3 separate regions of the Mus musculus genome follow, and regions 2 and 3 are each linked to region 1. Evidence: chromatin loops called from intact Hi-C (ENCODE). Cell type or tissue: gastrocnemius. All regions are shown on one strand. Links, peaks and the distances in the headings refer to the core of each region. The heading gives the core; the rest is flanking DNA. Region 1 overlaps Xpo4 (exportin 4). Region 2 overlaps Il17d (interleukin 17D). Region 3 overlaps Cryl1 (crystallin, lambda 1).

Evidence for each region. A loop is a pair of places that touch in the nucleus more often than their neighbours do. Peaks named below come from ENCODE experiments on the same cell type or tissue, not always from the same donor. Only the 100,000 strongest peaks of a DNase experiment are listed, where the experiment ranks them.
Region 2: a loop joins it to region 1, with 9 times the contacts of the local background. A loop is called at or near these places in 15 of 42 quality-filtered maps.
Region 3: a loop joins it to region 1, with 4 times the contacts of the local background. A loop is called at or near these places in 16 of 42 quality-filtered maps.

Annotation. Positions count from the first base shown.
Region 1 is chr14:57,613,096-57,624,634 of GRCm38, forward strand. Xpo4 (exportin 4) reads right to left here. Exons shown (of 23, transcript NM_020506.2): 7 at 5,036-5,148; 8 at 592-749; 9 at 178-352. Among named protein-coding and RNA genes, the nearest start is that of Xpo4, 46 kb to the right of the region's middle. In gastrocnemius, for the core only: a CTCF peak has its summit at 6,579 (motif pointing left); DNase peaks (open chromatin) are centred at 6,583 and 7,715; H3K4me3 peaks cover 336 bases; H3K27ac peaks cover 2,372 bases.
Region 2 is chr14:57,530,239-57,535,238 of GRCm38, forward strand. All of the region lies in intron 2 of Il17d (interleukin 17D), which reads left to right. Among named protein-coding and RNA genes, the nearest start is that of Il17d, 7.9 kb to the left of the region's middle. In gastrocnemius, for the core only: a CTCF peak has its summit at 3,122 (motif pointing right); DNase peaks (open chromatin) are centred at 3,134 and 4,984; H3K4me3 peaks cover 423 bases; H3K27ac peaks cover 1,156 bases.
Region 3 is chr14:57,367,283-57,378,821 of GRCm38, forward strand. All of the region lies in intron 2 of Cryl1 (crystallin, lambda 1), which reads right to left. Gm41161 (a long non-coding RNA gene) reads left to right here and starts at 9,825. Exons shown (of 3, transcript XR_874654.3): 1 at 9,825-10,125. In gastrocnemius, for the core only: a CTCF peak has its summit at 5,284 (motif pointing right); DNase peaks (open chromatin) are centred at 5,288 and 6,459.

The DNA.
Region 1 (11,539 bases), core at 3,535-8,534:
ATCCACAAATTTCAAAGGTCATGTTTCCATACACACTGCCACTAATATATGCACAAAGTGTAATTTTAACAACAGCTACTAGTCCTCAGTTAAAATAACTGTCATGAGACAATATTCTAACAGTAGCACCAATTTCCTACGGGAAACAGACACAGACAGACTTTAGAAGTCACTCACCACTTCTTCCAACGCAGCACTTCGCCCAAAAGAACAAGTGAGGTGTGTGAGGCAGTTCACAAAGGAGGAGAAGAGCTCACTGGGGATGGCAGTTAAAACATTCCGAGGGAACACAGTTATCAGATTGCTGATAATGCTGGAGATCCCTACGGCTTCAGAATCTTCTATTTCAATTCTACAAATCAAGTAATGAGGATTAAGCCATACAAAATAAGCTACACTTTCAAACACAAGAATATTATCACTCATTCATTTCTAAAGGCACATCTCTGTATTAATTTCAAATTAGCCATACAATTCTACTTCAAAACACAAAACAGGAAAAGCCAAAAATCCTTAGGTTTCCCCCCCCCCTTTGTATTAAATACTACAAAAAAGGTTCCCTTTTCAGTTCAAAAGGAAAAGCATACCTACCCATTAATAGTGTTGAGCAAGCCCTCAATGAAGTGTGCTAGATAATCAACCTGGGATCCTTCGTCGGGGAAGATGGGTCCGTGGAGAGACGCTAACTGGGCAAGGCACTGCAGGGAATCCTGTGCCATATCTGAATCTTCTCTGATTTTTCGATGTACCTGTTAGAAAGAATTACTAATCCATAAAAACAAATTCTTCTTTTGTAGGGGTCACGTGAGAACCATGTCAAATGAGGTAAGAGAAAAATTCTCTGTAGCTGGTCATTTCTAGAAAATTAACTCTTCAGTTAAACCAATCCTGAAAAATCACCCTTCAGTTCACCTGACATCATAGACCATGATTTTAGGCATTTCAGCTAACTTTTAGCTGAGAGCTACCTACATTTTGCAAATTGAACTGTCTCCAGCATATTATGACAAGGAGAGAAGACAGATGCTAGCCAGTCAGACATACTGCTTCTGCTAAAAACAGCAACAACGACAGTCATCTGTATTATGCTAACTATGCCCCGCCACAGCTTCTTTCTAAAGTTAGCAGACAAGTTCAATCCAGTATATAGATGCTGTCTTAGTAGAAGTAAACAGTTGCACACTTAGAAAACCAGCAAATGTACCTATCACCCACCCCTAGATATCCTCCACTCGTGGACAGGGAACACATGTTTAAGTTCCAAGACGGTCTAACCTGTTTACATTTCATTTTATATCATACCATCACTATTAGTACTCAATGTTTTTTAAATACAGTGTGCACTTAATACATAGACCCATTTAAACATACAACTAGACCTTATTTTAATGATGAAATACTGATACACAGACACTACCCAGTGTTTTAATCTAAAGAAAAGGTTCTCAGAATAGTGTTCCTTCAATACTCCTAAATTTTCAGATATTAAATACTTCATTTCTATGACCTGACATTAAAATAGAAGAGGAAATGCCGGAAAGGAATTATAAAGTGGCTATTCCTATTCACCTCCACGTACAATACCGGCCAGCCACTTGCCTCTTCCCACAGGCATTGAACTGAAGCACTCCAACCCTTTCTTTTTTTGAACCACTGTTCTCTATTTGTTTCAAGTAATGTGTCTTTGACTCTGTCAATCATTTATGAATTACTTGACACCAGAATGTTTTTGTTTGATTTTTTAAATGTATTCACTGGTAAAGTACAGGACATGGTGAACATAGTATTTCCTCGTTAACTAATTCCACTAATCTTAGCCTCTAGGTTTCTTAAGGTCAAGACAAGAAATTTAAACCAGTATACTATATCTAAAAATGATAGTTAAATGACTTACTAAAAGGCTTAACATATATTATATTCTGGTCTAGAACAAGGGTTGTCAAGCCACTGACCCATGGACCAAATCTGGTTAGATATAGAGGTTAGAGCAGGGTTTTTCTCATATTTATAAAGTGAGAGAAAGAGGGGAAAAAAAAATCAAAAGAAGATTAGACAAAGTATTCAATTTTAATGACCATCAGCAAAGTTTTCCTGGAATACCAGCTTTCCTTGATTGTTTATTTTTAATTTAAGGTTCCTACTACAATGAGAGATTTGAGTACGACCATATTATATACAGAGCCTAAAATATTTACTGTGGGCCGGCCCTGATAGCACATTGAGTTTGCTAATCCTTGGTCTGGAACAAAAATACTTTTCAACCTATATACTAATGTATTTTAGGCTTTATACAGTAACTTCAAAGTACAACTCACAGAATCCTATGTACATCTTGGCTGCAAACTCTAGATTGTATGCTTTTAAGCTCTTTATCTTGAAAGCACAGTTAAATCTGTGTCTTCATGCTCTGAATGCTAATCAAAAGTTCACTGAGATGTCCAGGGTCAGATTCTACCAACATCTACAGTGCAAACTGGAACAAGAGACACTCATCACACAGTCTGCTCCACATAGGAGCCAGATGTCCATTCATACCTAGACTATAACAAAAACACAAAAGAATGAATGTGCTTAACGAGAGAGCCAGTATTCACAATTTAAAATAAAATAAAAAAACTGTTCTGGGACCAAGGGTTAACTTGTTTCATAAAATAGAGTCCACATAAACTCATGTTAAACATGTAATTCTTGTGATATAGACTCACGGTCTGTTGCATTGCAAAAGCATTCTCTCATAACTGAACATGGATTTCAATCAATATCACACAATTAAAAAACAGATCTACCACCTCTGTACAGAAAGGAAGCAAGGGGAGGCGCAAGACACCCAGGGAGGCAAACAGAGAGAGGCCATTCACCAAATACGCATAGAGAAGGAGAGAGTGTGCTTAAACATCAGGCGCCCGTGTGCCACCCACACGGCAGCACCCAGTGAGCATGCAGATTAGCATGAGTCTGAGAGAGTGTGCAGGGTGTGAGAAGCAAAGCAGAGCTGGGAACACCAGTGTCCACACGGAGGGCAAACACTAGAGTCACAACCAGGAAAGTCTGAAAGGAGGGTGGGGTGGGGGGCTGACAGCTTTGTAACTTGCTAAGGAGCAGAATGTAACCAAAACCATTTAAAATTTCAGATATGATCAAGAAATTTAAGTCTTCACCCCATGCATCAGTACATTTATCTACTGAAATCTAGCATAATGATATCTAATGGAAGGAAAGATTAAACTGAGTAATTAATTCATATAAATGAAGGCAAATCTTGAAAAACTAATAGAAAGATTAAGTCATTTTTTACAACAAATTAAAACTGTTTATAAATTGCTTAAATGCAAATAGCTACACTCATAAACTACTAAAATGACAGTAGAAAAGGGTTAACTTTTAAATTCAGTTCTTTGCATGTGGTAGTTCACAGCTGACAGAAGCAGCTGTCTGCTCTGTCTAGACAGCTGTTCAGATCTAGTGGAGATGCTTGCTGTACGCCAGCAAGTTTTTCACCTTTTCACAAACTGCTGGAGTGGGACCTACTTTCTGTCGAGCAAATACACAGAACTTGAACTTGGACTTGTATCAAAACAATTCCTGTCAGATGAGATGCCCCACAAGGTCCTTAAAATTTACTTGCAAGTACTGTTTGATCTTGGTTATGGTTTTAGATGCTCCCCCCTCTGGTTTTAAAAAGGAAACTGAATGCTCAGACTGAAGATTGCCATAGGAAACGCGAACCGCCTTAGGAAGGGCAGAGCCAAGGCCTGGTGGCACAGTGCTCATCAGGCACACAGAAGAGCCAGCCAGGGTGCCATCTCCACAGCTACAGAACAAGACACCGTGGCAGAAAATGTGTTTTGTGTATGCCTAAGGGTGGACAAACATGGTTTAGACATTAAAATATATACCACAGTACTGAAATATAATTGCTTTGGTCACAAAAGGCTCCTTCATAGTTCAAAACACATGAAAAGATAAAAAACTATAATGATTCAGATTAAACAAAATTTCCTTATTTTTATCTTTTTAATTGGTGTTTATCTAGATTTTATTGATTTTTATTCTGTGCAAGTCACTGTAAATAAAAATTAACAACAAACATATTCATGTAATTTTTTTAATTCTAAAACTCACTTGCACTCATGGGAATAGACTGCTTGCTTCTTGTAGCTAGATGATACTAAGAGGCCACTTTAAAATTAAATTGAAAAAAAAAATTAAATTGAAATATTTAAGATAAACTACCCTTAAATATTAATGTAGCTCAGGTCTTATGTATACAGCTCACTAGGGAACAGTCCTTAAAATGCAGTCTAGGGATCCGTCAACTTGCTAGCTGCTGCAGACTGTGTTCTTAAGAGCACTAAAGCATTTCTGCTCTTCCCTGTGCACTGCAAACACACACACAGAAAGCTTTTCCTAAGGTCACGATTTAAAATACCAACTGAATGAAATATAAAAAAGGGAAATCTGCTTACCTTTTATTAAAGCAGGTGCTAGACAGATTTGCCAAAATATAAAGCAAACAAAACCAAAACCCAGTTTATGCCAGTTGTTTTCACTACACATTTCAAAGTATTTGTTCGTTGAAGGTATTTATGTTATAATGGTTTCTTGTTGATATTTTTAGTGAAAGAAAGTATTTCTTCAAGTTTTCAGCCAGACTGAGTTTACTTTTATTATGAGAACATGCTATATTTTTGTTGTACTGTCATCTTCTTTTGCTTTTGTCAGTTTGGATTCCTAATGTTACGTAACAATAGCCATGCAACCCACACAACACAAGCTAGCAGGAAGTGCTGGGTTTTTAAGACTGTAAAGAGTGGTTACAAAGTCCAAGAAGTTTTGTTGTAGGATCTAAGCCCTTCAAAATGAGATAGTATTTGTACATCAGCAACAACTTTGTCATATAATTTCTTTTAGTAAGTCAGTTGTGAGAAGAGAAACCACATGGGGAAAACCTGCCCTGTTTTGCTTAAGAAAAGCAAAGGCGTTCCCTTCCTCTCACCATGCCCCTAGCTAGCCAGAGTTGAAGACGAGGACTTACAGTGAAGAAGAGCTCCATAACTCTGCTGTCCAGAAGAGCCTCCCGCCAGGACTCTGTTGGCTTCAACAGCACATTTTGTGAGGATTCAAACATAGCTATATAATGTCTGCCCAGTTATCTAGTGTCAAGGTCAACAACAATAACATTCTTACTTTGTCTAAACTATAAGTATACCCTAAATATAACAGCAGCCAGCCAGAAAGAATGCAATGGAAACAGTTTAAGCCTCTTCACATATGCTACATAATTCGTGCCTGAAGCTAAGGAATAAAAGGCATTAAGTGCTGAAAAAAAGAATGCTATAGGAATGTTAGGTAACGGGTTTAATCCTTACATGTGCCATACCAGAGATCTTAATAGAAGCAACAGAAAGGGGGAAAAATGACTTTAAAAACAGACATCAAAAACTAAGCCTAAAGAATCAATTTTGGTAAATTTGCCCCACTACTTTACCCAATATTTTAAACAGCTAAAATCATATACACAAAATGAGTTTCATATAGACTATAGGGAAAAACAGAAGTTTTCCAAAAGAAGTATGTTCACAGGAAAAGAACATGAAAGAGCAACTAAGCTCCATACTAAAACAGAAAAATTGAGATCACAGTACCCCAACACCAAGTCAAAACAAACAATTAAGCAGTTGACAGAAAACACATTTTTATTCAAAATTCCCATAGACTCAAGGGAGGTAGAAAGGCATGGATCTTCCAGGACTCACTGGACAGCCATCTGGCCCACTTGATGTGCTCCAGGCCAGTGAAAAGAGACCCTATCTCCCAAGTAATGACTACAGAAGCTGTCCTCTGTCCTCTACACAGACATATACATATACAAAATATTGAGATTGAGTGAGAAATCTCAACACAGGCATCTAAGATGACATTCTGCAAAAAAAAAAGCAGGCACACATTAATATACATGAGCATACACCGCCCCCAAACACATAATACACTGAGAAAGTAACATTCCCATAGACTCAAACAGTATATAAGGTGTTGAGGTATTCACTATCAAATATGCTTCAATTGAATAAATTTGCTGCAAATAAATTAACCATCATAATAAGTATGTGTCTGTAGATGTTGATGAGTGTAATGTACTCAGTAGCACTGCCATAGTAACTAAGCCTTTAAGAAATGAGAAGGATGCCTTCTTTGCACTTCTTTGTGAAGCAGACTGAACTAGGCAATATTCACATCATTCAGTGAGAAATCTCAATCTAAGATGACACTCCGCAAAGAAATCAGACATACATTCAAATGCTGCCATTTCCTTATACCCAACTCATTCTTTAGTAGAGAGAAATTATTTACAGAAAAAACTGAAGGTAGGTAACACTGCTTTGGAAACCATCCTTTAAAAGTCAGTTGTTTATGAGACTGCTTCTTGTCTGTGAAGAGGGCTACGGAGGGCACTGAGTGGCCCTAAGAAGAAGTCACTGCTTCTTTCTGATGTCATTCTCAAACTCCTAACTGACTAACTGAAGTGAAACCCTGAACAGGCTCACTTAGTATTTCCCTCTTCCTTTATCCGCCCCCTTGTGGACACAGAGAATGAAACCCTAAGGAAAGGAAGCCAGGACAGGACAAAGAGAAACCAGCCAATGACCAATGGAAAGTGGTTCCTTTCCTCAAAAGCACTAGGGGACCTCAGTCTCATTACCTTTTAGAAAAACAAACTGAAGGACTCACAGCTGATATCTGCTGTTTATTGCAACAACAGTCTACTGGCTAGTTTTTCATATGCTTTTGAAATTCACACTGAAGCAGGTAAAGGATCGTTAGTGTTCAGAACAGATTATCTGGGGAAAGAGATCAAGGCTTTATATCTCTTGAAACAGAAAGCAGCCATTTATCTTTTTTAGTTTTAGTGCCATTTTATTTATTTTTTTTTTAAAAGATTTATTTATTTATTATATGTAAGTACACTGTAGCTGTCTTCAGACACTCCAGAAGAGGGCGTCAGATCTCCTTACAGATGGTTGTGAGCCACCATGTGGTTGCTGGGATTTGAACTCCTGACCTTCGGAAGAGCAGTCGGGTGCTCTTACCCACTGAGCCATCTCACCAGCCCCGCCATTTTATTAAAGGTATTTTTATTATGTGAAAGGTCAGTAATGAAATATACTCAATTGTTTAAATAGTGCACGATCTGAGATGGTGTGATGCCCTCGTCAGTCTAGAGATCACATGACACTGTGAGGGGAACACATACATGCAGATCTAGACATCAAAATATATAGAGACAGACCATACATATCAAAATAATGTAAAGAACGAAGGTAGTTCAATTTTTTAATTTTGTTTAAAAAACAAACAAACAAAAAAAAAAACCCCAAAAAGTAAATAAAATTGTTAGTCAGAATTTAGAAATCTAACTTTTCTACTCTTACAACAATGTCCTAAAAACGGCAGAGCCAGGTGCGGTGGCACATGCTTGTAAACCATCACCCGGGAGGCAGAAGTCTACACAGTGAGCTCCAGGACAGCAAGGGCTAGAGACATCCTGATCTCAAACAACAACAAACAAACAGTTGAGTGCTGGCACAAACATCTGGTAAGTAAAAGTGCTTGCTGTGCACATCTGCTGCCTGCCTGAATTCAATCCCTGAAACCCGCCTAAAGGTAGAAGGAAAGCCATTCTGCAGCTCCGTCCTCTGACCCCACAAGTCCCATGGCCCTTGGGCTCTGTGCCAAGACAGCAGGTGCTCATGCTCCCTTTCTCTCTCAAACTACAACAATAAAGTACTTTTAATTAAGACGTTACCTTAATGTTAAAGCAAAGTTCACTAAAAATAGCTTCAATAAACAGTAGTTGCTCTTTTACAAGATTGCAAAGCTTTGGTTCTTACTGAAATATGTTCTGGTTTCCAGATACTATATTTTCTTATCTTTTAAAAACATGTCATCAACAAGAGAGTGGTCTGCTATCGACTGATCAGTGATTTTCACTCTATGCAATACACAGAAGGCAGATCTCATGAAGCAAAAGAATCACAACAGTAAATAGCTATTACTTTAACAACAACAACAAAAAACCTGTATAAATTCCAAATTTTTCTGAGTGATAACTTTAAATACTTTTCTATATATTTAAATATTTGTATATACTTTAACAACAACAACAAAAAACCTGTATAAATTCCAAATTTTTCTGAGTGATAACTTTAAATACTTTTCTATATATTTAAATATTTATATAATTTACATTTTATATAATTCATTTGCAACCAACAAGATAACTGCATTCTGTTTTTTAATAAGTCTGCATCACTTTGAAAATTGTGTCAACCTCATCTAACCTTCCCTTTTTCAGGTTTGACCAAATGACAAAGTCCCAGTGCACAGGCCCTGCCTGTCACCATACTAAGCACAAACCCACTCACTCCCAGCCAAGTTCTAGCACAGGGCAGAACTGAGGTGTTAAAACTCAACCAGGCTTCCAAGTTCAACACCATCTTAATCTCTTGGAAAATCAGTCAGAACTGCATGTAAATTCTACTGTAGCTTGGAGCAGAAACTAATTCAATATTCCCTGCCCCTCTCCATAAAGAGCCTCTCAAATTAAAAAAACAAACAAACAAACAAACAAAACCAAAACACTTCACAGACTTCTGAAGAATCTGTAACTTCAGGACCAAGACAAACACCCGCCAAGAGCCAGAGGACAAGTTTAATCCCTCCCTACTAGTGGCTCTCACTGGCTAATCCTACGAAGTCTTCTGTGTCAAGCTCTTGAATAACAGATTGAGCTCAGCATGTACATCCACCTCAACCCACAGGGCAGAGCTGTAGTTAGAAAATAAATGAGTACTTACATAAACAAATTAGCTCTTGTCCACTTTATTGTGACAGTGAAAGGAGAAAACCCTGAGGATGTGGCTCTGTTGGTAAAGTGATCATTCTGTGAGCACGCAGCCCTGGGTTCAATCTCCACCACCACATAATCGGGGAGCACATGCTTCTAACCTCAGCACTAGGGAAACACGGACAAGGATGGCCACAGACATAAGAAAGCCGGTGCTGATGAGGATGCTAACCCTAATCACTGAACCTCTTCTCAGTGGGAACATGATCTTTATCTAAACAAATATACAACGCTACCAAGGGCACTACCAGAACATGTAAAACTGCCTCTGGATGTTCAGCTGAGTGAACTAGTAATCTTCCATTAATGGCAACAGGGTTGTATTATTATGTCACCAGTGCAATTAAGAACCCAAATCTGCTAATAATACACTAAGTATGTCAAGAATTGCTTCAATTAGTCCTCAAAGGGGCTAAATTCACAGGGTCGTGATGTGCTTTCTACTTAACAGCTTTCTAAAAATAACAAAGACCCTGCTGCCTCCGTTAAATGCACAGAAAGACCTAGGAGGATTCAGTTTAAAAATCAACAATCCAAACTCTCCATGGAGTCCTTCTTGCCTTAAGATTCACTAGTCAGCAAACCTAAGGCAGAGAAGACCTATGTAATCCAGAGAGCAGCTCCATCCCCACAACCATCACTTTCCAAATTAAGCAACACTACACTCTAAGCTGCAGAGCACACACTGTGACTGCCCTGCTGTGGCATTCATGGAGAATGAAGCAAAATAACCTAGGCTGGCAATTAAGAACCCAACAGACAGAATTCCTTACAAATGTTAAGTATTTTAAATGAATCACTTTCCAGTAAGAAGTATAGTTATAGTAGGTAAACCATATTTGCCTAAAATTACACCTGAATGAATGAACTTCCCAATCCAAAAGGTAACGGGTACCAAACAGCGCCGCCACCAACAGGCTGCAGCCGCCCAGACGCCTTTGACCTATGTTTCCTAAGCAGTTTGATCATGCTGTGAAAGCAAGTTCACTCACTGGGTTTAAAAATATGTATTTATTCCATCCCTTCTATTCTTGCACTTAACTTACACTACACAAAATACTATGTGAACACCATGTGAAGCTAGAAAAAGAAGATAAAATGTCTTATCTTTTGGAAACAGCAAGCGTCTTAGGCCACCTTGATTTCTCTGCCTCTGAGCACTGTCACTCCATGTTCCTGCACTCTAAGTGTCCCCCTCTATGGCAATGACATAGAAGTACAGTGTAGTACAGCACCATCTAGAACCAAGAGAGAACAGGGTACATCACGGCAGGAGGGAAGGCAGGCAGGAACAACATGTCCAAGAGCTACAAAACTAAACAAAATCTTCTGAACAATTACACATACAGTCAGCACAACTCACTGCACTGAAAGACTAGAGTCTGTTCTTCAATGACTCTTTCCCCACAATGGCCCAGAGTCAGAAACTCTGCTGTTTCTTTTTAAATACTTTTTCTGGAATATGGAAACACTCCTGAAAAGGATAATGCACACATAATTTCAAATACTGATTAATCACTTTACCAACTTCCAATGTATCACATCAGACAGCAATACAAAAGACAGTGGGAATGAAACTAATTACTCAGTGGACTGAAGAAAATACTACACAACACTGCTTTATAACTGTATTTAAACATTCTATCAGATTTCTATATTGTGTTCCTCCAGTTTCAAGCAATCTTAGACAGAGCTGACCCAACCAAATTTAACAAAACTCTGTATCATGAAGTCATGTACCCCACATCAAAACATGGCTTCTTACCTTCCTCATGATCTCAGCTTGAGCCTATGCTATCTTAACATTTATATCACTGGCCAAACATTACAGCACCTCGTCTTCCCTAAATCCTATTTCTCTTTTCCCCTTGGACAATAAATATTCTCCTCTCCAATACTTCAAGTGTAAAATGAATCACCCTGACTCAAGCGCACAGTCTAGGGTCAGCACAGCTGACTGATACTCTTCACTCACTAGGTGTGACTCCAGCGAAATACAGTTTCGCCCTCTCCCTCAAACACATTTCCATGAGTTCAATTAAGTCTAAACGAGATGAGATGTAACTGAAAACCATCTCCAAGTGACCCTTCGAAGTAGATTCTGACTACCTTTATTTGAAACTTATCTTTTCTTCCCTAGTTCTCCCGACCGGCTTCTCCCATGTGGCCAGCTGGTCTTCTCCGTCTCTTTGGCTTCTTCGTGCTTTCTAAAACCATGCATGACTTTGTTATTCTTTGCCGGACTGATACCACTATCTTAATTTCAATGGCCCATATTACAGGAATGACTCCCCAAGTTCTATCTTCACTCCAACTCATTCCCTACAATACAATTCTACTGAGGGACCACAGGGAGATGATGACAACTCATCAGTAAGGCAGCCCGATGAACCTTGGCATGCCAGATATTTGTAAAGGCTTCACAGAGACATAATTGACACACTATACGATTTGTTCAGTGATGCAATCGGTTTACTATATTCACAGTTATGTACCATGAGCACATCTAATTTTAGAACTATTCATCACCCCAGAAGTTTGATATGCTTTACAGCCATCTCCCATGTCTTCCCACACACCAGTGCTCTAGGTAACCCCTATCTATTCTGTCTCCAATTCGCTTATTCTGAACAC
Region 2 (5,000 bases), core at 1-5,000, 86 kb before region 1:
TAGCCACCTCCCCTCCCTCCCTCCCTTCCTTCCTTCCTTTCTTTGAGCCAGGGTCTCAATAGTCCCAGCTGGTCTGGAACTCTTAGAGCACCGGAACTAAAGGCTTAGGTGCCACACCTACTGCATTTTTTTAAAAAAGGGTCTCACTGTGTTGCTTGGGCTGGTCTCAAACACCTGAGTTTAAGTGATCCTCCTGCCTCAGCTTTCCGAGTATCTGGGACTACAGACCTGTGCTACTGTGCCAACTTTGTTAACAGAGAGAAGGGAAGTTTCCCAAGCATGAGGAAAAGGCAGAAGCTGCAAAAACGCATGTTTCAGCCTTGGAGAGACAGCCAGAGTCTCTGTTAGAAGGGGCCGGGGGCTCACAGAAGGGGTGCTGTAGACAGTGAGGTGGGGTTCTTAGAGGCCTGTGGCTCCGTTGTTGTCGGGCTGCACTCTGATGACATCACAGCTCAGACTGTAAGAGATTATCACCAGGTGAAAGATCCAAAATAGTAGACCTGGAATATGGGGCACCTGAGACTTCCTCCATCCAGCCCCTGGTCTGTTATTAGAAAAGCATCATTCATCTCCCAGAGCATAAAAACATTTTCTCATTTACCTTCTGGCATAATATGTTTGTTTCTCCTTTGCTTCAAAAACAAAAATGCCAAAAATAAATCAACTTGATTGCTCAGGAACATTTTTTAAACAGCAACGTAATATATTCAGAAATGTACTGCCGGGACACTGGAGGTTATTACCGCTTAAAGACACACCAGCTTGTATGATGACACCCCAAAGATAAACACCTGCCGGGACTCGAAGCAATTTTAGCTTGTTTATTCTTATAGTAGAGGACTAAAAATATTTTTTCTCTAGGATATGAATAATGCAAAATAGCTTATTTTGAGGCATTGTTGCTTTTTTATATACCCTTTCCTCCTCTAAGAGCCTACATCTAGCCGGGCATGGTGGCGCACGCCTTTAATCCCAGCACTTGGGAGGCAGAGGCAGGCGGATTTCTGAGTTCAAGGCCAGCCTGGTCTACAAAATGAGTTCCAGGACAGTCTATACAGGGCTATACAGAGAAACCCTGTCTCGAAAAAACAAAAAACAAACAAAGACAATAACAACAACAAAAAAAAAGAGCCTACATCTAAATTTATTTCACAACAAACAAAATTTGTTGGCTCTTGGTGACCAACTGTGAGTAAATGTCACAGGCCTGTGGGCAGATGCCGAGGTGACCCCTTAATCCCTTGCAAGCATTCTTTGGTGTGTGTATTGTTTTGGAAGCCTGAGGTGGGTTCATATGCCCTTGACTTTCCTTCTTTCCAAGGTAACTTCCAAGTTCAAAGTTCTGCATTCCAGAGTTCTCCACAGGAAGAAATTGCATTTGCTTCAGCCAGCACCTGGGCTGTAATGACTTTTTACAGCCCACCCTATCCTGAACACCCTGGCTTCCCTGTGCCACCCTGTTGAGGGTGACCCTGCCACGTCTTCAAACATCTCAAAGGAAGAGTACTGAGAGCAAAGGTTGGAGAGGACAGGTGACTTTAAAACAGACATGTGGGCCACCAAGATGTAACTTAGCAAGGGATTAAGGAATCACTTGAGCATCTGCCTATAGACCTGTAGCATAGTCTCAGTTATGGAGAAACTTCTGTCTAAATGTACTGATGCAGCTCATATGACCTCCAGTCACTATACTAGTGAGCAGACAAGGTTACCCGTGCCCAGTGGTGGCCCAGGCATTCCGGGTGAACTTTGGCTCTGACAAGCTGTGGTCTGCTCTCTGTGGGTGCTGATTTATAAAGGCCTAGAAGGAAAGGCCAGGCCAACAGAAAGGATGGCTCACCTAAGCAACCCTCTTATCCTGTGAGATGTCAATTAGTTATTCCATCTTCCCCAAACCTAAGGCCACATTTACCCATTAAATGTTAACAAGGGTTTTACAGGGCCTTTACCGGAACAAGGGGAGCCACTGGCCCCAAATGCTGCTATGAGCGCTGATACTGTTCACACCTCTTTCTGCCCAGTAAATCTTGAAAGAAAGAAAGAAAGAAAGAAAGAAAGAAAGAAAGAAAGGAAGGAAGGAAGGAAGGAAGAAAAAGAGAAAATAAGTTAAAAATCAGAGGCAGTAAGGTGGTATGACACCCACCATCCAGCTTTCAGGAGGCTGAGGCAGGAGGATCATGTTTTTGAGGCTCTTGGCCTACATAGCATTACGCTGACTTAAACATCAAAGACATGTAATGTTGGAGAGTGGTAAGGGAATCAAGGCACCGTGGCCTCTACCTCCCTCCTCCGTGACTTTCTACCCCGTGACTTGAATTACCCAGGGCCAACTGTGACCTGAGAATACTAAAGGAATTCCAGAAACCCATATGTTTCACACGCAGTCAACCTCAGCAGTGCCATGAAACCTTGTCCTTCTGGGACATGAACTACCACTTTGCGCAGTGTAAACACACTGTGTGCTCTGCCCTCTCTGCAGCCACACAGTCACACAGTAACCATCTCAGCTGTCACAATGCATCCCAGTACTGCCATGCTGTGTACAAGTGACCCTTGTACCAGTGACTCTGTGTACAAGTGACTCTGCAAGAGTCACCTAGTGCTGTGTCAGCACACTAGCCTTCCTCAGTTCATCTCATGTAGACACTACATCTCCTCACGAGAAGCATGAATCTCAAAATCAGTGACATGTTGAGATTCACATACTATAGTACTGACTGTTTTAGCTAACCTAGAGAACCTAATTTATAACTTAAACTTTAGTTTATAAGCAATGAACTCTCTGAAGTTTCAGGCACGGGGAGACACGTTTCCAGGAAGGTATCTAGTGGCTAAGGTTTAAGGGGAATCTGTAGTTTAATGTTAGAGGAAACACTATCCTCTACCCTTTAAAATACCTACCCTTTAAAAACATTCCTATTTACCACTTAAAAACACACCCTCTCACTGTAATGCATTTTCAGAGGTTTTTTTGTTTGTTTGTTTGTTTTTTTTTTGTTTTGTTTTGTTTTGTTTTGTTTTGTTTTTTTTGCTCAGGCTGGAGTACAGAGTTCTGCAAACTGACCAGAGTTCTGGACCCAGGGAATCCATTACACCTTGCAGAGGCGCCACTGGCCAACAGGGGGCAGCACAGGGCAAGCATCCTGCCAAATGGTGGCCCAGGGCCTCTCAACTCCTTGGAATTTGGGATGGAGGGTCCCTTCATAACTAAGCTTTGCCTTGGGAAGTTCACTCTTTCCTGTGTCTCTGCTCCGTAGCTGTGGGTTGCTCCAAATGACCTTGAGACAACATCACAGACCTCTTTTGTCTTCCAGGAAGATGGAGATTCTGTTTTATCTAATGCGCTGGCATTTATCTCAGTAGTGCAGGTACTATGTTCTTCCTACGCCAGCTTACTAGGCTAATGCTTGTTAGGAAAAGAGGGACAAACACCCAAGAGAATGCCTTAGGTCTGGCTGGGGTCTTCATAATGCTGTTTATCCCTATTGGTCACTGTAGAAAAGGAGATTTACTGTTTTCCAAGCAGCTGAAGTAAGAGATGTTGGTGTTTTCATAATATGTGTGTGTGTATGAATTTATATATACATATGAACTTATATGTACATATAAATTTATATATACACATATGAATATATACATATATATGTATTTATTTTAATGGACAGATGGCCTTGGCTTTGCTCAAGGACAAAGCTGAGTTTCCCCCAGTGGGCTTCTCAAAACCCAGCCAGCTCTGCCGCACCTATCACCTGTCAGGGAATAAAAATAAAAACATTGTCATGGAGCATTGTTCCCGGATTACCGTCGGCTTTGATGGTTGGCTCCGCAGGGCTGGGGCTTTACTTTAGCATGCAGAGAGCTGCCAGCGAGGATGACAGTATTTCACTCCTGATACCTCTTTCAACGCTCTTCACCTGAATAAAATGTGGGTGCCCGTGCCAACAGAAGGATTTGGGCAAATGCAGGCGGTCCCACACGGGCCACGAAGTGACATTCCTTCTGATATTGTGTCCTCCACAAGTGGCACATTAAAAAGGTGGAGGACAGAGGATACATCTCCCCAAATTACTGCGTTGTCAAGGAGAAAATACCAGGGGCTCTTAGAGTTGAAGGAAGGGGCCAGAGGCTGGTATTTGTGAACTGCCCCTCCAGGGTGACAGCTGGCGCCACAGACCAGGTGGGCTCCTCCCTCACACAGCCAGCCTCCTCCCCCATTGTTCCAAGGTCGGGAACATCAAAGATGGTTCTGGACCCGCATTCTGCAGCTTCCCCTGGAGAGCCTAGCCATCCTGTGGGCATGAGTGAGTTTTTCCTTTGAAGAGATGCTTCCCAGCTGCTCAGAGAGTCACATTTGCCATGACAAAAGAATGAAAGCCTTCGAGAAGTCTGGGCTGTCTGGCTCATTCCGTTCTCTCCTTGTGCAAGGCCCCACCACCACCATGAACTTCCAAATTCTTTCCTAATACTCTGTCATCTCACTTGGCCACTTGGTGAATTGGTTTTACACAGAATACATGGATTCCCAGGTGGGACTGGACATTCTTGTGTCCCTAGACTACACTGTGGCCACTGCCGTGAAGGCTAACCCAGGTGGTCAGGTGCCATCATCCTAGGACCTCTATCTCCCCGAATGTGTGAGAGGAAGGTGGGCAGGTGAGCCTTCCTGCTGCTGGTAGCGGTGAGCTTGCTGGGTCCTTGCTAGGAGAGCTACGTTTGCTCTGGAGCGGCCACAGGCTCAGCCTCAGCTTTGCTAAGTTCAGATGGCAGCAGCTAGAGAAGAACTGACCTCTAACTCTCCCTGGCCAAGTGAAGCTGAGGGGATCTGCGTCCTGCTCAGGACTGCTGCAATCCCTGCTGAGTTTTTCCATGTCCTCTTTCATGAGAAATGCACAGTGGTTTCTTTTAGGGGCCAGAGACGCGTTTTTCAGTGCTTCTTGGCAGCAGACCCTGCAGCGCTTTGGCTCCCTGGGGCCTTAGCAAATGGAAGGAGGGAGGGGCTG
Region 3 (11,539 bases), core at 2,568-7,567, 250 kb before region 1:
ACAGGTTTTTTTCTTTTTTCTTTTCTTTCTTTTTTTTTTTTGTCAAGCTGTTTCCACTTAAAAATACTGATTTGTAAATCTAATAGCTTAAAACACACACACACACAGTGGTTAATAAAACACTCTTTTCCTTCTGAGGGGTTTATGATGCACTGTTAACCATTAACCAGTCTTTCGTTTTAAATTTATTTTATTAGTATTGGCAGGTGCATGATACAGCATGCCTGTGGAGGTCAGAGGTCAACACTGTGGAAACGGCTCTCTCTCCTCCTCAGTGGAGTTCCAGGAATTGAACTCAGACTGTCCGGCTTGTGTGGCAAGAGTTTTCACCTGCTGAGCATCTCACTGGCCCCTGAGCCCGTCTTTAGTAAGCTTAATTAGCTACTGAGACAAACATTTCTGAGTCATTCCTCCACCACTGGTGAATACTGGGGTGGCAGGTTATTAGGTGGCATTTTGTCAGCCCTGTGAGCTTTCTTGGCAGGCCTGTGCTGGCTTTAGACCCCTCCACACTGCCCCGAGTAATGGTAATACTAATTGACACAGTAAATTCAAGTTCCCTTCAGTCCCTGCTCTTCACAGAGCACCAAAATGCATAAGACATACAACACACCCTAAAGAGACAAAGCAAGAACACAAACCTGGCAGCATCAGAATGCCCACTTATAGACAGACTATGCATCATGAAGACCAAGGCAGCGTGGCAGAGAAACACAGAGGTCAGAGATCCTGGCGCTGAGTGCACAGCTACAGCAGAGAGACTCAGCAAAAGTACAGAACAGACATGAGAAATAGGACATCTTTGTTAGTCCGCACTGCTGAGGAAAACATCCACGAGAGGAAACTCTCCATTCTGAGAGAAAAATGAATTAAAGTCAGAGAAGTACAGGGTTATCCTCGGATGCTCAGGGAGTTCAAGGCCACCCTCAGATACACTAAGGTTAAGATCGGAAACTCTAAAACTATATGGGTTTGGAGGGAGGGAGAGAGAGAGAGAGAGCTTCAAGAATTCAATACAATGATTTTATAAGCCCAAAGTAGAAAAACAAAAGTAAAAATTAAAAATAAAAAGAAGAATAAATAAATAAATAAATAAAAGGCAAAAAGGATTCCATCCAACTATAAGCCTCTCCTATGGAAAGAGTCTACAGAAGAAAGAGACAACCTGCAGAAAGGGGTGAAATCTGAAGGGCCATACACACATAAGGAACTCAAAAACCTAACAATACTAAAAATCCAATTCCAAAGTGGGTAAATAGGTCTGGGGTGCACAGCGCTTGCAACGTCGTGGGCTCCATCTCAAGCACCACAGAGAACAATGGGCTGGGCAGTGACCTATGATAATCCCAGAAACAGACCTGTAAGTACCACTTTAAAGCCCAGTGTTCCCAGCTACTGCACACATTCGGCATGTATGTGATATGTATTATACTGCCATGAACTGCATCATGGCTTCTACCCATGTGCACAGAGAGGCGCTTACTGAAGTGTTCGCCATGGCAAGCCCCCCTGTGTTCCTCTGAAGCCTGACCTTGCCATCTGAAACAAAGGGGGGGGGGAGTCTGAGGATCTAGGTCAGTGATGAACAACTGCCTGGCACGGGTGGGGAAGCCTTTAGTTCAAACCCTCGCATGGAAAATGGCTGCCTCAAACTCATGGTAAGTCTCCCTCCTCGGCCTGGGATTACAATGCAAGGCACCTCAGCTGATAGCTGGCTTTCTCCTTCTTCAGCTGCAGTGCGTGCGCACACACACACACACACACACACACACACACACACAAACACTTCCTTACCCTTCCTCCTATTCTACTTGTCTCATCTTTACAAGTCCTCTCCCACAAAATTTACTTAGAGCACTGGCACAGTGAAGATGTGAGCTATCCACATGCTAACAGTGAGAGGGATGTGCCATCCTCCCTTACCATGCACTCACACCCACCCTTACTGTGCACATGCACCCTCCCTTACAAGTACTGCTCATCTCCACACCAGGCATACCAGGCTTGTACTTTGAATACAGGGCTCCCATTTTCCCTGCAGGTTCCCCCTCTGCCTGGCAGACCCACTGTTTCTTTCAGGGTGTTGTTATCATGATAGTGACTTTCTCAATGTGAATAGACACCTGGCAGAACAATTTCAAAAGGGAACAGGTTTTTTTGGCTCAGTGTTAAAAGTGTCAGTGCATCATAGCAGAGATGCCTGGAGGGGACAGCAGAGTTTATATCGTGCTGCCAAGAAGCAGAAAAGGAGGAGAAGGGACTAGATACAAAATTCCCAGAGATCAGGTATATGGTGCACACCTTGAATCCCAAGTGCTCGGGAAGCAGAAGCAGGCAGACTTCTTTCAGTTGGAGGACAGCTGAGGTTACACAACAACCCCCCCACCTCGTGGGGGGGGCAGTGTGGGTGTGAGTGTGGGTGTGTTTGAAAGTGTGTGAGTGTGCGTGCGAATGTGAGTATGTCAGTGTGTGAGTGTGTAAGTGTGTGTGAGAGTATGTGAGCACGTACTTTACAAAGAGTTTCTATAATGTCACATCTAATATTTAGCTTTATTCTGTGCTTTATTGTGCACACAGAATTGGACTAATTATCACAAGGAAATTTTTCACCAAATTGTGCTGTGCCTAAATATGCCTAAAATAAACTACTCAGGGTCAGACTCCCAAAGTTCGAAGCAAGACGACTGAATACTGAGTCACGTTGAACGGAACTGCCTTCCTCCCTCCTGCATATCATTACTCTGCTGCCTGTGGTAATGGCAAAGACCCCTGGAAATCTATATGTGTTTGTGTGTGTGATGGCTTAAATAGGAATGGCTCCCACAGACTACTATGTGTGAATACTTGGTCATAGGGAGTGGCACAATTAGGAAGTGTGGCCTTGTTGGAGGAAGAGTGTCACCATGGGAGCAGGCTTAAGGTCACCCATGCTCAAGTGAGGCCTAGTGTGGCACATAGTTTCTTTCTGCTGTCTTTGGATCAAGATGTAGAAGTCTCAGCTCCTTCTCCAGCACCTGTCTCCCACCATGATGATAATGGACTAAACCTCTGAACTGTAAGCCAGCCACAAAAAATGTTTTCCTTTATAAGAGTTGCCATGGTCATGGTGTCTCTTCACAACAATAGAACCCTAACTTAGACAGTGCGTATATATGCTTGTGTGCCTAATGGTGCCACCAGACGGGAACCAAATATTTAAAACACGACTCTGTGGAGGGCATTTTATAGTCAAAGCACAACAGTCACCAACAGACATGCCATGCCGCGTCCCATGAGCACCCATGGGCTATGATTGTAGTCTACAATGTCTGGACAGCTTTCCTGAGTTCTGCGCAAAATGAAGGACTCCCTTTTCTTAGCAGGGCTTCCTTTTTTCTGCCTGATCTGACCCCCAAATCTTCTGCCAGAGGAATGTCATGTGATCCTTGGTCCAGCTTCATGGAATGCCTCTCCATGCAAATGAAGTGTCCCCAGAACCTTCAACCTCAGCCAATGAAACATCACCCTAAGAAGTGCACCTTCCCACTCTCTAAGGCTTCTATATACATAGCCCATACATCACCCAGAATAAAATGTATGTGCACAAGCTGTTTCACTGACGACTGTCTATGAGAAATGTTTTCTAAAAGAGCTGTAACACTGAAGAGCCGCAGCACTGGAATCTTCAGAGGAGACTCCCTCCCCACAGCACTCACTGCCAGACCAGGATCCTGCAGATCCACCTGTTCATCGGGTCCTGACATCTCTTATATTCTTGGTTGTGAGCCTAGCCTTTAACGGCTGAGCCATCTCTCCAGCCCAGGTCCTGACATCTCAAGGGAAGAAGCAGACCACTGGACTTGGTTCCGCTCCATCCTTCCCCCACCTAATGTGTGGCAGTGCCTGGACACCCCAAGGGAACAAACAAACAAACAAACAAACAAATAAAACAGAACTACAGCCATGTTCAGGGATAAGCTATAAACTGACCTAAAGACAGATCTTACAGGCCTCTCATCTCAGGGAACTCATGCCAAGTGGCAAGCAAGCAGTCTGCACTGAAACCCACCCACTGGACACAGGACAGGAGCAGCACAGAGAGCCAGCCAGAGGGAGTCACATGATGGTAAACTTCGGAAAAAGACCAGCTCAGTGAAACAACCAAGAGCTGCAGTGTGTTAACAGAGTGATCATTGGACAGCACAGCTCAGGTGTCCCCTGAACAATGTCCCATTGCTGCCACAGTGATGCATCTGTAGAGATCGCTTCCAGACTCCCCTGCCCCCTCACAGTCTTACATTCAGTCCTTCCAAGTAGAGGGAATAAAGGCACCTCCATTCTCTGTCACCTCAGAGGTCCCTGCGCCTGTTTTGCCTGGCAACGGTTAGGCAGGCCTCCTGGCTGAGGGGATGTATGCATGGCACATCTGAATTACTCAGTTTTGAGTTAGCAATATGATTTGTGCAAATTTGATCAGTAGCAATATCTAAGGATTCCACAGAGCTGGACGAAGCCAGCACATAACCCAGAAATACAACCAGACTAAAAAAAAAAAAAAAAATTCATATGTCTGAAGAACTGTGTAGAGCTACCAAACAGAAACTCACTTTGCTCAGTTAAAAGTATCTGAAATACCGAGAGCCTCGGTAGCTGAGATGCTGGGTAGCTCAGTGGTAGAGTGCTCGCTCCCCTGGCGTGCACGAAGCCCTGGGTTTAAGCCCCAGCACAATATGAATAGGGTGTAGTAGACACACCTGTGATTCCAGCACATAGGAAGGCAAGCAGGGAATTCAAGACCATTCTCAGCTACATAGTGAGCTTGCGGCCCAGTCTGGGATGCATGAGAGCCTGACTAAAAAAATAATAATAAAATAAACTTAAAAATTAAGTATCCGACATCAAAAACAAGTAGGTGAGAGAGTCAGCCAGGGCTACATAGTGAGACCGTGTCTTATAACTGAAGAAAGAAGTAGAAAGAATACCAAGCATGCCACTGCTACTCCCCACACCAACTGCCACTGATCGTCAATCCTTAAGTGACTATAATAGAAAACTTGCTCCGAGTCATGACCCCACCTCACACAACCCAGCCTGTACTGAACTGACAGCATCTTCCTTTATTGGTTTATTTTACAGTTCTGAGAACAGAGCCCAGAGCCTCCTGATGCTAGGCACGCCCTGTACACGGCATCTTAGACTGCTCAAGACCATCCATTTCATCCTGTAAGGAATTACCAAATATGCTCAGAGGCATCTATCTCCTTCAAGCTGCTGGAACCTTTTCATCAACCCAAGCCGCTAGATGGCAGGCTAACACTATGTATGATGCAGAATAAAAATGTTTGTCAGCGACACCTGTGGTGTGGGCCCAACACTTGGAAAGCAGATTAGTTCAGGACTGTCCTCAGATACACAGCAAGTTTGAGACCTGGGTGGGACACAGGAGACTGTCACAAAATCTGAAAACTGAGAAGGGAAAGGATATGCAAACAATTATCACTATAAGGTGAAATAAGGGTGGATTTTTAAAACTTTTTTAAAAATCGTTTTAATTTACATTTGTTTACCTGTTACTTATTCATTCATCTGGTGTGTGTGTGAGCATTTGTGTGTACATGTGTGGGCATATACATACATGCCACAGTGCATGTGTGCCCCATTGGGTCATATGGCGGTCAGAAGACAGATTGCTGAAATCTGTTTTCTCCTTCTGCCATGCAAGTAACGGGAATCAAACACTGGCCCCACCTTTACCCACTGAGCCATCTCACTGACCCCTTATTGCTATTTTAGATGTTGTATTAAAAATTATCAACTAGGGCCGGGCAGTGGTGACATACACCTTTAGTTCCAGCACTGGGGAGGCAGAAGCAGGCAGATCTCTCTGAGTTCAAGGGCAGCCTGGTCTACAAAGGAAGTTCCAGGACAGCCAAGGCTACACAGGGAGACCCTGTCTTGACAAACAAAGAAACAAGCCATCAACTAGGAACTAGGGACTCTTGTCTTTAATCCTAGTACTTAGAAGGCAGAAGCAGGCAGACTTCTGTGAGTTCCAGGACAGCCTGGCCTATGTGGCAAGTTTAGGACAGCCTGCTCTACACAGTGACACTTTTTTTAACCACACAAAAGGCACCTGTCTAGGGCTGGAGAGATGGCTCAGTGGTTAAGAGCACCGATTGCTCTTCCAAAGGTCCTAAGTTCAAATCCCAGCAACCACAAGAAAAAAAAGTCACCTGTCTAAATAGGTGAAGACAATGGGAAGCTGGAGCCCTGGCCCACTGATTGACAGGAAGAAAATGAGGCTGCTGCGAGCATGACCATCCCTTGAAAATTAAACGCAAGGAGTTACACCAGACTTTTTTGCCAGCACACTGCTTTCTAAAACCCCGAGGACCTTCCCTCAAAGACTACCTGCAGTTGGCCAAGGGCCTTCTACCAAGTCATCACACCTGCTACCCACCCACCCAGCCAGCTCTGGGAACCCGGAACCCTCTCTCAGAGTCATCTAAGCTTGGACGTGCTGCCAAAATCAAGAAAGCCTCAGCTGCCCACAGGAAGTCCACGGGGCTGACTGACAGGCAGGAATGAGTCTTCTCATCCATTCTTCCCTCTTGGGCTCTGAAAAGGGTCCTCTTTAGAGGCTGGTGTCACCTCTGGGGCTCAGAAACCAGAGAAATAGAGAAGCTCTGCTTAAGTCCTAGGACAATCAATTTCACCAGAATGTACAGTGCAGTGTCCCGTGTCAGCACGCTCATGAAAGTGGCACTTGCTAGTCAGTCAGACACACAGGGAGACTGCTACAGTTTGGATGTGTCCCACAAGGTTCATGGGCTGGAAACTTTCATAGTGATGAAAGGTGGCAGGACCTTTAGTAGGCATGGTCTCCTGGGAGGTGAGGTCCCACGCAAATGAAGTGATGGGTACAGGTTTCGCAGGAGTGGGCTAGTTATAAAAAGGAGAACATGTTATAAAAAGAACCCCCTCCCTGGTTCCTGTCTTTCCAACTGGCACACCACCCCCTCCTCTTCCCAAGTCTTCCTTCTGTGTGATACCATTTGTGATGTAGCAAAGGCCCTTGCCAGCGCCTGAATGAATAGAGCTACCCAGCACTGGATCTTCAGCATTAAGAGTGTGAGATAGTGAGTCTCCTCTCTTTATAGCATAGACAGTCTCTAATGCTTTGTTACAGCAACGTGAATCAAAATGGTGAGGCAAGGGTCACATCATTCCTTCTGAAATTTATTTCTAAAATCTGATTCTCTAATTTTTAAAGATTCGTTTATTTATGTATGAGTGCTCTGCAAGTATACCCAAAAGCCAGAAGAGGGCATCAGACCCCATTACAGATGGTCGCAAGCCACCGTGCGGTTGCTGGGAATTGAACTAATGACCTCTGGAACAGCCAGTGCTCTTAACTGCTGAGCCATCTCTCCAGCCCTGATTTTCTAATTCTTGCCTGTGCATCCATGCAGGTGTGTGAAGGCCAGAGAGGGTGGCAGTACCCTTTTCCCACTCTGCCTTATTTCTTTGAGGCAGGGTCTAGAGCTCAGTTTCTCAACTATGCTAGCAAGCCCCCGCAGTACTGTCCCTGTACCACCATGATGCTAAGGCAGCAGACATGTTCGTGGCGCTTGTTGTCTGGGTGCTAGAATGGTGCATCGAGCTCTCTCAACCATCAATCCATCTCTCTGGCCGCAAGTCACATTTTTTTAAACATGGTATCTTTCTGTGTAGCCCCGGCTATCCTAGACTTGTTATGTAGACCAGGCTAACCTCAAACTCAGAGATGCACCTGCCTCTACCTCAGCCCCAAGGACTGGGATTGAAGGTGTGCACCAGCATCCCCGCCCCAGTCACACCACCAGAACCCACATCTTTTGCTCCATCTACGCCCCCTCAGCCACACCCACCTGTCGCCATGTCCCTAAGCAGCACACAGGGTTGAACGGAAACCCTGCCCTCAGGATACACAGGGACAGCCGTTTACAGCCCTACCATCTAGAGCAAGTCACACAGTATTCTGACTCCTCCTCGGCCTTCCAGATGTCAAATCCTCACATGTCAATCACATCGACTAGAGCCATTTCAGCTTGGGTAGGAAAACAAATAAAGGAAATGAAGCAATTGTTTGGACTGCTGTGGTGACAGCCAAGTAACAGCAGAATCTGTGAACACCCAGATAACCGGGGTAAACGACCCAGCTGAAGCCACAACCTGGGGCTGTGAACCGCAAACCACCAGGCCTTAGACGACTCCTGGACCCGCACTCTGTGTGTCCTTCTAGGTGGTTAGACTGCATCTGCCTCTCCACTGACATACACTTTATTTACTATTCATCAATAAAATTAGATATGTCATCCCACCACGAATGCATCCGTGATGTCTTACATTTATGCTTAAAAAAAAGAAAAAACAACATATACACTTGGGAAGTGGTAGCACACGCCTTTAGTCATGGTGCTCCAGAGGCAGAGGCAGGCAGATCTCTGTGGGTTTGAGTCTAGCCTGGTCTACAGAGCAAGTTCTAGGACAGCCAGGGCTGCACAGAGAATCTCTGCCTCAAAAAGCCAACCCCCCACCCCAAAAGAGCACACACGCACACACACACTTTTTAAACTATATAATATATTTTATGATTTTTATGTATAAACAATCTATAGAAATAGTACCTTTTTTTTTCTGCCACATGATGATATTCTCTCTACTTCCTTAGTGTTTTACCTTCAAAAATCTGTGTTCAAATGTCTCCTTTCCAAACACTTACAGTCTAGTCTGCAAGCCAGAGGTCCCGGCTCTCCAGCAGCCTCACGGTACTCCCGTCTCTGCCTGTTTCTCCTAACGGGGGAGTAGCACTTTATGCTCGAGCATAGGGTGTATACAAGCTACAGACTGAACGCAGCAACAAAGTGGGTGGGGCTATGCTCTGTACAACCCCATCTGTTTACAGAATGTCCCCAAGTGGCCCGGATTAGGGCAGTGAGAGTTACCCTGGGAGCACAGGCCAGCAGTCTCCAAGCCCTGAAGTTACAGACCACAGTGGTAGTTACAGACCACAGAAACCCAGCCAGGACAGTTTTTTTGGTTTGGTTTGGTTTGGTTTGGTTTGGTTTGAACTTTTCATTTATTCTTTGTGAGTTTCACGTCACCCACCCCAATCCCACTCACCACCCTGTCTCTTCTTATCTGCCCTCTGCCCTTGCAATCTCCCTCCTAAAAGGAAATAAAAACCAAACAAACAAAATTAACAAAGCATAGAAAACATCTCATCATAGAAAGCTGTAGAGTGTCACAGTATGTCCCACAGTATACCCCTCTGCCCACACATCGTCACTTGCAAATGTTCATTATAATTAGTTATTGGCCTGGCTCGAGGCCCCTGGCTTCCACTACACCATCATCAGTACTGTATCCTAACCAGAACTCCTCTCAGATTGTCACGGATATCCTGGGGCTTTGGATCTGCAGGACCGGCCCCTTCACAAGCTCCAGCAGTTCATAGATGGGATAGGTGTTGGGTTGGGCCAGCTCAAAGCCCTGGATCTGGGTCTGAGCGAGAGCTGAGTCAGTCAGCCTGGCAGCTCTCCTGAACCCAGACTACCCAAGGCTAGCTCTCCAGCACTGCCCTGGCTAGCTCGCCCAATGCCACTGCCGGCAAGGGTCAGCTCTCCTGCCCTGAATCCACTCAGCAGGGCTTTCTAAAACAGCAGCAGTCAGACCATGCCATTTGGGGGCTGCTGGTCTAACTGGTCTAAGCTACATTCCTCCTCTGTGTAGCAGCTGGTGCTGGGGAGTGCCCAGGGGGCACAGTGAGCAGCCACGGAGGAAGGTTTCCCAGCCCCAATCGACAGCCTCTTGATGCACAGTGCCGTCCAGGCTTCTGCTGAGTCATGGTTAGTAATGCCCCACTGGCCAGGTCCAAGTCCAAAGTAGAGTCGAGAGCCACCTTGTGCTGGATTGACGCACACGTGGATTCCCAGGGCTTGGGAAGCCGACGCCACCTGGACTACACAGTGAGACTCTGCCTCAAAACAGAACACAAAGTACACCTCAAGGAACCAACAGAAGAGTGCTTGCCTTACATGAGCCTCGGGTTCAATCCCCAGTTCTTCAAAACAACAAAGAAGGTGAGGGCGGCCAGCAGACCAGGTAACTTACCGTCCACTATTCCAAAGAGTGGTTTTGTATTGCTGTTTTATTTCATGACAGTGTCTCATGACCTCAAGCTCCTGATCCTCCTGCCTCCACCTCCCACATGCTGGGATTACAGGCATGAACCACCCCACGCCACCACTATTCCAGCTGTTATGGCCCATGGTGTTTGAAAAAAACTAAAACTCAAGTTCCCAAGCAAGAGAACAGACAAATCCAGAAGAATCCACGTAGAAACAGAGTTTAGGATGAAGTTTAGGCCAGGGCAGACAGGAGACTGTTGAGGTAAAAACAGGAGATCGGGGTCACCTGCAGGGCAGGAGTTTGGAAACGTCAGCTATCTAGGAGCCAGGACAGGGCAGCTGCCTTGTTTCAGAGATCACTTCCAGTGGTTTATTAACTCCTGAGCCATCTTTACAAAAAAAAAAAAACCTGAGGATTTTTCAGAGAGATAGGAATGCCGGTGACCAGAGAGAGTCAAGAAAGGCAGGTGACAGAGATGTCATCCAAAGATAGCAGTCACAGAGCAGGACTTGAATCAGTTCACACCTGAGTTGGGGTGAGCAGTCAGATGATGACCCCACAGCCTGTACCAGGGTGTGCTGAACTCTGGAGGACTTACAGAAACGCAACAAACTACGAATCCCAAGAAACAACACGCTTAGATCTACAGGCAGCATTGGTACTTTGCTTACTGGGTTTCAGTTTATCTGCTTAAAGTGTTCCCTTCGCCCTGAAGAGCTTTGAGACCCAACACCTGCCCAGTTCCAGGCAACACAAAGGAGAGGCAGGGTGGTACGAGCAAGGCTCTCCCCATTAGATGCTGCCATCCACCTGGGCCAGCAACAAGTTTCTCACTGTGCTCCCAGCTAGGAAAATGTTACTCTTGGGTGACTTTTTTCCCATGTACTAAGAGTTCCTGTCACATGGTATGAGTTATGATAATAATTTCTTCAGTGACTTCTTGTTTCCTCTTTTTTTGAGCCAGGGTCTCATTTTGTGGCCCAGCCAAACCTGGAATTTACAGCAATCCTCCTGCCTCAGCTTCCAAGTTCTTCTGGGGTTACAGATGTGAGCCACTATGCCTGTCTTCTAATTTCTTAATTTTCCTATTCTATGTTTGATTTCACACTTTCCAAATCAATCTGTACTGTTTCTACTATTGAATATTGGTTACCAAGAGTGGCAGTACACATCTGTAATCCCAGTACTTTGTAGAAAGAGGTGGGAAGGTTGTAAATTCCAGTATAGCCTGGGCTACACAGCAAGTTTAAGGCCAGTCTGAGAGACATAAACAGATACCATCTCCAAAAATAAGGAGGGAGCATATAGCTCCATAGCACATATAGCTCCATCGCACATATAGCTCTGTAGCACTGCCCTGGGGTCAATCTAACATACATAGGATTTT